Linked DNA regions of Homo sapiens: region 2 is linked to region 1. Evidence: read pairs that join two places in POLR2A ChIA-PET (ENCODE). Cell type or tissue: OCI-LY7. All regions are shown on one strand.

What was found. ChIA-PET counts read pairs that join two places held together with the same protein. Peaks named below come from ENCODE experiments on the same cell type or tissue, not always from the same donor. Only the 100,000 strongest peaks of a DNase experiment are listed, where the experiment ranks them.
Region 2: POLR2A ChIA-PET joins it to region 1 with 11 read pairs; 5 of 35 experiments call an interaction of 5 or more read pairs at or near these places.

Annotation. Positions count from the first base shown.
Region 1 is chr10:5,657,680-5,661,679 of GRCh38, reverse strand. All of the region lies in intron 1 of ASB13 (ankyrin repeat and SOCS box containing 13), which reads left to right. Among named protein-coding and RNA genes, the nearest start is that of ASB13, 6.9 kb to the left of the region's middle. RefSeq lists an enhancer at 1-672. In OCI-LY7, no CTCF peak of the experiment used is centred here; DNase peaks (open chromatin) are centred at 799, 1,089, 1,639 and 2,339; H3K4me3 peaks cover 3,485 bases; H3K27ac peaks cover 4,000 bases.
Region 2 is chr10:5,838,841-5,842,840 of GRCh38, reverse strand. No RefSeq gene overlaps it. Among named protein-coding and RNA genes, the nearest start is that of TRV-TAC3-1, 13 kb to the left of the region's middle. RefSeq lists enhancers at 1,798-1,847, 2,128-2,307, 2,518-2,817. In OCI-LY7, no CTCF peak of the experiment used is centred here; DNase peaks (open chromatin) are centred at 1,710 and 2,390; H3K4me3 peaks cover 2,223 bases; H3K27ac peaks cover 3,035 bases.

The sequences.
Region 1 (4,000 bases):
AGAAAATACAAAAATTATCCAGTGTGGTGGTGGTGCATGGGCCTGTAGTCCCAGCTACTTGGGAGGCTGAGGTGGGAGGATCACTTGAACCTAGGAGGTTGAGGCTGCAGTGAGCCCTGATCACACCACTGCACTTCAGCTTGGGTGACAGCGAGACCCTGTTTCAAAAATAAATAAATAAACAATAAGAAAACAAAATAGGAAAAAAGGTGCATCTTGGGTATTTGACCTGGATTCAAAGCCAGCATGCTACTGGATCAGCTTTGTCTGGAAGGTGTCCCTGGTGGCATTTGAGAATGCTCTTTGTTGGAGTGGGCCCTGACCCTGGAGAGGCCCCAGGCTCGGCGGGGCGGGGTTGGGGGCAAGTGGCTCTGCTGCTTTTATGGTTGCAGTCCCTGTGTGGGTCAAGTGAGGCCCGCCAGTGTGGGTGCAGGCAGGGCAGTGTGGAGGATGGGCTCTGGAGGTGCCCAGCTCTGCAGTGTGCAGGGGCCAGCAGGCCAGCTGCCTCCTAGACACAGGCTCTCTAGGGGGTGGCCGGGCCTGGGCACAGAGCTGCCACTTGGGCCCAACGAGTGGGGCTCTGGCTCTGGGATGACTGAGGAGATACTGGCAAACCAGCTGCCTAGGGGGAAAATAAAGAAAAAGAAACAAAAATAAAAGTCTGCTTTGCTGCTTTCCCTGGTCTAAATACTCACATCCTGGCTGCTTTCAAGCTGCTGGTGGTCTCCGGCCAGCAGAACCTGGCTGTGCAGCAGCCAGCTGGCGAGATGGCCCGGCACACTGCTGGGTGGCTTGCAAGGCAGGGAGCGATGGAGGGGCTCTGGTCTCAGAGGGCCCGGGAACTGAGCAGAAAAATTGGGCAGAGACTCAATCAGTCACCCGACTTAGGTAAGGATTGAGTTACTGGAGCTGGAATGCAAGATTGGGGGGCTTGCTATGGAACAAAGATGAGATGGTAGAACCCGCACCTGCCCTCCCCACAGGACTGGTAGGGTAATAATGACAGCAATGATCCTGGAGCCATGGCAGTGCCTGTTACTCACAGCATTTACAGGTGGCCAGGCACGATTTTCTTCAGTCTTCACAGCACCCATTTGAGGAGAGAGGAGGCCGAGGTTTGGAGAGGGTAAGCTGTGAGACGAGCTTTGAACTCACGAGCAGGGTGGTTCCTGCAGCTTGCCCCTGTAGAGTCTGCTCCCTGAGGGTAGGCTGACCCTGAGCCACTTGACCTGTTCAGCCAGGGCTTCCTAATCTCAAAGGACAGGTCAGTCCTGGGGCAGGGCACAGCCTTAGATGGGAGGGTGTCGGGGCCCCAGCAAAGGGGCAAGAGAGGGGAAGAGGAGCTGGGGTCCAGAAAGGTCCACACCTGGCACACGGTCCTAGCCAGTAAGGTCGTATCGTGGGTGGAAGAGTGGAGAGAACGTTCTGAAGCACGTGTCATTCCTTCTCAAGGTGACGTCTGCCGTAGTCTGCAGTAGATACATAGGTGACATCTGTGAAACTCTAGTTTTCAGGGCAAAGGCTTTTGCTTGGCTATTCATGAGCTCAGGCCTGCAGGCGGCAGGTAAACAGGAGGAGCCATAGTGTGTAACACCGTGACCCTGACCTGAAGCAGAGGAGGAAGTGGGTAGAATCCAGCCATCAGGACTGGGTCATGAGTCACCAGGGCTGCAGCCTTGGCTCTTGTTGCAACACAAGTTCTTCATTTAATGGATGCACGAGCCCCCGCTTGGCCAGAGTGTGCAAGCATCATGTTAGGTCTCAGGCCACTGTCCTGGGCTGGAAAGTGGAGCAGGGGACAGAACCTAGCGGCAGGGGTCCAAGTTCAGTCTGGCAGGGGAAGATGCGTCTGGGGAGTGCTTATTCATTCAGATACCTGCACGAGCAGCCTGTGTGGGGAGGCTGGCTAGCTGTGGTACTATTCCCAAGGTGACAGGGGATGGCCTTAGGGAAGGCCCAGGGAAGGGAGAATGCTGATCAGCTGGTGGTGGGGCAATAGTGTGGAGATGGCGTGGGGGGGTGGGCTGCATGCTCGGGAGGCTTCCTGAAGGAGCAGGGGTCCCCTCAGTCGAGGAATTTCAGCCGGAAGCAAGGTGGGGAATGGGGCTGAGAAGAGCTTTCCAGGCAGGGGAAGGAACAGCATACGCAAAGCATGGGACTTGCAGCCACTGGACTCTGTGTGAGTCGGTAGAGTTTGGTGTCACTGGACACGGCTGTGTGCATGACGGGGAGCCTGGGGACAGGGCCTGTGACTGCATGGTCGTGGACCTTGTTCCTTGCCTGGGTTCCACCCTGGAGGAGGGAGCCCTTGTGAGCAGGCCCTGTCAGACTGGCTTGTCAATCATCTGCATTAGGGAGGGGGCAACCTATTATGTGGCAGCAGTGGGTGGGATTTAGGGGCAGAACGTGAGTCCCGGAGGGAACTCGCCAGCACGGCATGGAGTCTCGGGTTTCCAAGGCGGTGCTCCGCCAAGGGAGAGGGTGCAGGGATTGGGGAGGGGGGGCGTCTTGCCACCACAGGGAGCCTGGCACAGGGGCTGGAAGCAGCCTGCAATCCATCCTGGCCAGTCCATTCACTAACAGACAGCATTTCCTGTGCTCACTCCTCATCCATTTAAGGTCCGTGACCATAAGCTGTCCTTCCCGATTCTTTTCACCTGGGACACTGACCCTGCCATTGCAGGGCTGAGTCACATTGCTCTGTGGTGGTGGGTGCTGGGGGCTGATGTTTATGAAGAGAGTGGGTCTCTTCGCCCCCTGGAAGGGCCATCGGTGGTTTGGGGGTGTCAGGAAAGGTGACGAGGTGCACCCCAGGCACCTGCTGTCCTCTAGCCTTCTATCCCTCCCTTCCCCACTGTAAATCTCCTATGAGGACAGCCTGCGGGTGACAGTCCCCCCATGCTCTAGGTCCTCCAGCTTCTGGTTACTTAAAAATTTTTTTTTTCTATTTTTAATTGTAGTAGAGAGCACAGAACACAAAAGTTACCACCTTAGCCATTTCAAGTGTCCACTTCAGTAGGGTTGAGTACATTTACATTTTTGTGTAACAGATCTCTAGAACTTTTTCATCCTGTAAAACTGAAATTCTGTCCCCATGAAACACTAACTCCCCATTTCTCCTCCCCCAAGCCCCTGGCAACTACCTTTCTACTTTCCATCTCCATGAATTTGACTACTCGAGGGACCTCACATAAGTGGAATCATACAGTATTTGGCTTTTCAGAAATGGCTTATTTGGTTTTGTTTTTTTTTTTTTTTTCAGACAAAGTCACCCAGGCCGTAGTGCAATGGCACGATTTTGGCTCACTGCAACCTCCACCTCCTGGGTTCAAGTGATTCTCCTGCCTTAGCCTCCATAGTAGCTGGGATTATAGGCATGGGCCACCATGCCCAGCTAATTTTTGTAATTTTAGTAGAGATGGGGTTTCACCATATTGCCTGCCTCGGCCTCCCAAAGTGCTGGGATTAGAGTTTTGAGCCACTGCACCTGGCCAGAAATAGCGTATTTATTTATTTATTTTTGAGACAGAGTCTCTCTCTGTCACCCAGGCTGGAGTGCAGTGGTGTGATCTCAGTTCACTGCAACCTCTGTCTCCTGGGTTCATGCGATTCTCGTGCCTCAGCCTCTGAGTAGCTGGCACTACTGAAGCACCATGGATTACAGCCACCATGCCTGGCTAATTTTTGTATTCTTAGTAGAGACAGGGTTTCCCCATGTTGGCCATGCTGGTCTCGAACTCCTAACCTCAAGTGATCTGCCCGCCTCGGCCTCCCAAAGTGCTGGGATTACAGGTGTGAGCCAGCGTGCCTGGCCTAGAAATGGCTTGTTTGACTCAGCATAATGTCCTCAAGGTTCATCCATGTTGTAGCATGGGACAGGATTTCCTTCATTCCCAACGCTGAATAATATTCCACTGGACACTTGGATTGTTGAGAATAATGCTGCTATGAATGTGGGTGTACAAATGAATCTCTCCTCAAGACCCTGCTTTCAATTCTT
Region 2 (4,000 bases), 180 kb before region 1:
GGGTTCGCGCCATTCTCCTGCCTCAGCCTCCCGAGTAGCTGGGACTACAGGCGCTCGCCACCACGCCCGGCTAATTTTTTTTTGGATTTTTAGTAGAGACGGGGTTTCACCATGTTAGCCAGGAATGTTGGGCTAATTTTTGTATTTTTAGTAGAGACAGGGGTTTCGCCATGTTGGTCAGGCTGGTCTTGAACTCCTGACCTCGTGATCCGCCCGCCTTGGCCTCCCAAAGTGCTGGGATTACAGGCGTGAGCCACCGCGCCCAGCACCACATTATCTTGTTAATAATGAATTGTAAGCCTCTGGAAGCTTTTCCTCTTTCCTCCCTTTCTTCATTCTTTAATGTTTTTCTCGCTGAAAGAGCACTGAAAAGGATAGCTAAAATATAGTGCCGGAGCTCAAGGATCTCACAGTCTAATGGAGGAGAGAAATACCAGAGAAGGAGCAATTCGTGTCAGGGATGGGGGATCTGGTTGGGCTTCACAAAAGATGAAATAATTTGGGTCTGTGTCCCCACCAAATCTCATGTTGAATTGTAATCCCCAATGTTGGAGGTGGGCCGTGGTGGGAAGTGTTTGGGTCGTGGGGTTGGATCCCTCACAGTAGTGAGTTGTCATGAGATCTGGTTGTTTAAAAATGCGCCCCCCGCCGCCGCTCCCTCTCCCGCCATGTCAGTCGCCTGCTCCCCTTCGCCTTCCGCCATGATTGGAAGCCCCCGGAAGCCTCCCCAGAAGCTGTTGCCGGTGCTATGCGACCTGTACAGCCTGCAGAACCGTGAGCCAATTGAACCTTGTTTTCTATAAATTATGCAGTCTCAGGTATTTCTTCATAGCAATGAGAGAACAGACTAATATAGAAGACAACACCATGAGTTGGAGAAGAGCATTCCAGCTCACGCCATGGCCTCAGGGGCATCCTACTCTTGATTTTCTTTGATGTATACATGAAGGGGATGGTGGCAGAAACACTTTCAATGAATTTGTGCTCTTGGAGTCACCTTTACATCAATTCGAGGGGGAAATGCCGTGATTAAGCCATTCGCTAAGTAAAGCTGTCAAATAGCAGCTTCTGGTGCATGTAGACCAGGCAGTCACATTTGGTGATTTAGGGGCTGTGTGAAGACCCCGCGCCTACCGTTAAACAATCTATCCAAATCACTCCCATCTCTACAAATATACGACAGCTGCCACAGAAATCTCTTGTTTTCGCTCTGGAGGGAGAATGCCTCCAGTAACTGGTTTACTTATAGGGCCAGCTTATTAAACTTACAGTTTACTTATTTATTTTTATTTGTTTGTTTTGGTTTTTGTTTTGTTATTGTTGTTTTTTGAACTTACAGTATAAAAAACAGTAACTCAGACATTTGAATCCTGCCCCACCACTAATCAGCTTCTTGCCTTGGCCAATCCCAACCTGAGTCAGTACCCTTATTCGTACAATGGATTTAGTAACACCTGCTTTATGCAGTAATTACAAAGGTTAAAATAATCCATACCTGTTAAATAACTGGCCAGTGCTTGGCCAAAATAGAATCCCCAAATAGTTTGAATCTGTGTCACGAGACTCTGACAGCACAGGGCACTGATGCACAGAAAGGGTGTCATTGTGTCACTGAAGAGGTGTGATTGATGGGCGGGGTCTGGTGTTTATTTGCAGCACCAGAGAGGGGGCCTCCCACCGAGGAAGGAAATGCCAGAAATAAAGGGGCAATGAGGGGGCGTGAGGGTGAGGACATGACCCGCGTCACCAGGGCAGTCGTGGGCTGAAGCCTTTCTGTATGTCCTCCTGCCCCCCGGTCACCTGCAGCGAGTGAGACCTTCCAGGGCCACATGACATGAACCGTGGGAACAGCACCTTCACTAGGCTGTGCCTGACTTTCGAAGGGGTTTTCAGGAGAGCTTTGGACAAAGCGTGGAGGCACGAATTCTCAAAAAATCCAAATGAGGGCCCCAGAGCCACTGGCCTCCCCACTTTCTGCAGCAGGACCTGGGTGGACACTGGTGCCCACAGACCCCCCAGACAGGACACGAGGTGCCCCGCGAGGTGGAAATACATCTTCTTCCCGCCTCACAGTGCAGCAGAGAAGCACTGACTTTCTAGCTGCTTTAGCCACACACAATGGCACCTCTGTTCCTGTCCAGTGAGCTTGCTGCCTCCAGGGACACTGCCGGGGCCCATCGTGGCCATGCCGGGAACATGCAGTCCTTTGATAATCGCCCTTTATCCCGGCCTCTAAATCAAAGCGGCAAACATGCTGACAACAACTCCAGCAAACGCAACCGATGCTTTCAGGTCTGACCCTGAAACGGAGACCCACCTCCGTGGGGAGAAGCACACGCTTCTCTGGGCTGTAGGCTCGACGGAAACAGGAACTGCGGGCCCTGCACACAGCTGCGCTCGCCGGGGCAGCTCAGACTCACATCCCCAGGGGGATGCGAGTTATCCAGAACGGCGTTCCTGACCCCCAGAGGGGTGAGTCACCCCGGCCCGCCTTTCCACGTGCTGTGTGAAGCCTGTGGACAACTTCAGATGCCTTGTTGTTTTTTTATCGAGGTGAAATTCAAGTAACGTAAAATGAACCATTTAAAGTGAAAAATTCGGGCCGGGTGCAGTGGCTCACACCTGTAATCCCAGCACTTTGGGAGACCGAGGTGGGAGGATCGTTTGAGCCCAGGAGTTCGAGACCAGCCTGGACAACATAGTGAGACCCTGTCCCCGAAAAAAGAAAAACAAAATTAGCCGGGCATGGTAGTGTGCACCTGTGTTCCCAGCTACTCCGGAGGCTGAGGTGGGAGGATGGCTTAAGCCTGGTGGGGGTTGAGGCTGCAATGAGCTATGATTGTCCCACTGCACTCCCAGCCTGGGTGACAGAGAGAGGCCCTGTCTCAAAAAAAAACTAAAATAAATAAATAAATAAAAGGAATAATTCAGTGGCATTTAAAACATTCACTGTTCTGCAGGCACCACCGCTATCTAGCTCCAAAGTGTTCTCCTCACCCCAAATACAACCCCGCACCCATGTGCAGTCACTCTTCATTCTCCCCTCCCAGACTGTGACGGCAACGTGCCAGGGACTGTGCTCAGGGCAGAAGCACAGTGGTCAACACAGCGGTTGCAGTCCCTGCCAACATGGGGTCCAGTCTAACGTGACATCCAGATACAAAACAACTGGAAATGGCACGTGTTACAGGAGCCTATGACAGAAGTGCTAAGCAGGGGCCGGGCGCCGTGGCTCACGCCTGTAATCCCAACACTTTAGGAGGCCGAGGAGGGTCAGGGGTTCAAGACCAGCCTGGCCAACATGGTGAAACTCAGTCGGTACTAAAAATACAAAAATTAGCCAGGCGTGGTGGTGCACGCCTTTAATCCCAGCTACTCAGGAGGCTGAGGCAGGAGAATCACTTGAACCCAGGAGGCAGAGGTTGCAGTGAGCCGAGATTGTGCCACTGCACTCCAGCTTGGGTGACAAAGCGAGACTCCGTCTCAAAAAGAAAAAAAAAAACACTGCTGAGCGGGTCCAAGCTCAGAGTTCCCATACGATGCCCTGCTGAGGTGGGCTTGACGGTCATCCCCATTCTCCAGATGAACAAACTGGAATCTTGAGAGGTTAAATGCCCTGCTCAAGGTTAGACCACCAATAAATGGCAAAGTTGGGATTCAAACAAAGGTCCCTGTGACATCCACCAAGTTGCTTTCTGTCTCTATGGATTTAATTATCCCGTACATTTCATATCAATGGAATCACACAATATGTGACCTTTTGTGTCTGGCTTCTGTTATTTTAATATTGCAAAGGTTCATCCATGATGTAGCATACTTTAATGCTCGATTCCCTTTTTTTCTTTTTTTATCAGAGTCTCGCTCTGTCACCCAGGCTAGAGTGCAGTGGCGCGATCTTGGCTCACTGCAAGCTCCGCCTCCCGGGTTCACGCCATTCTTCTGCCTCAGCCTCCCGAGTAGCTGGGACTACAGGCGCCCGCCACCATGCCCGGCTAATTTT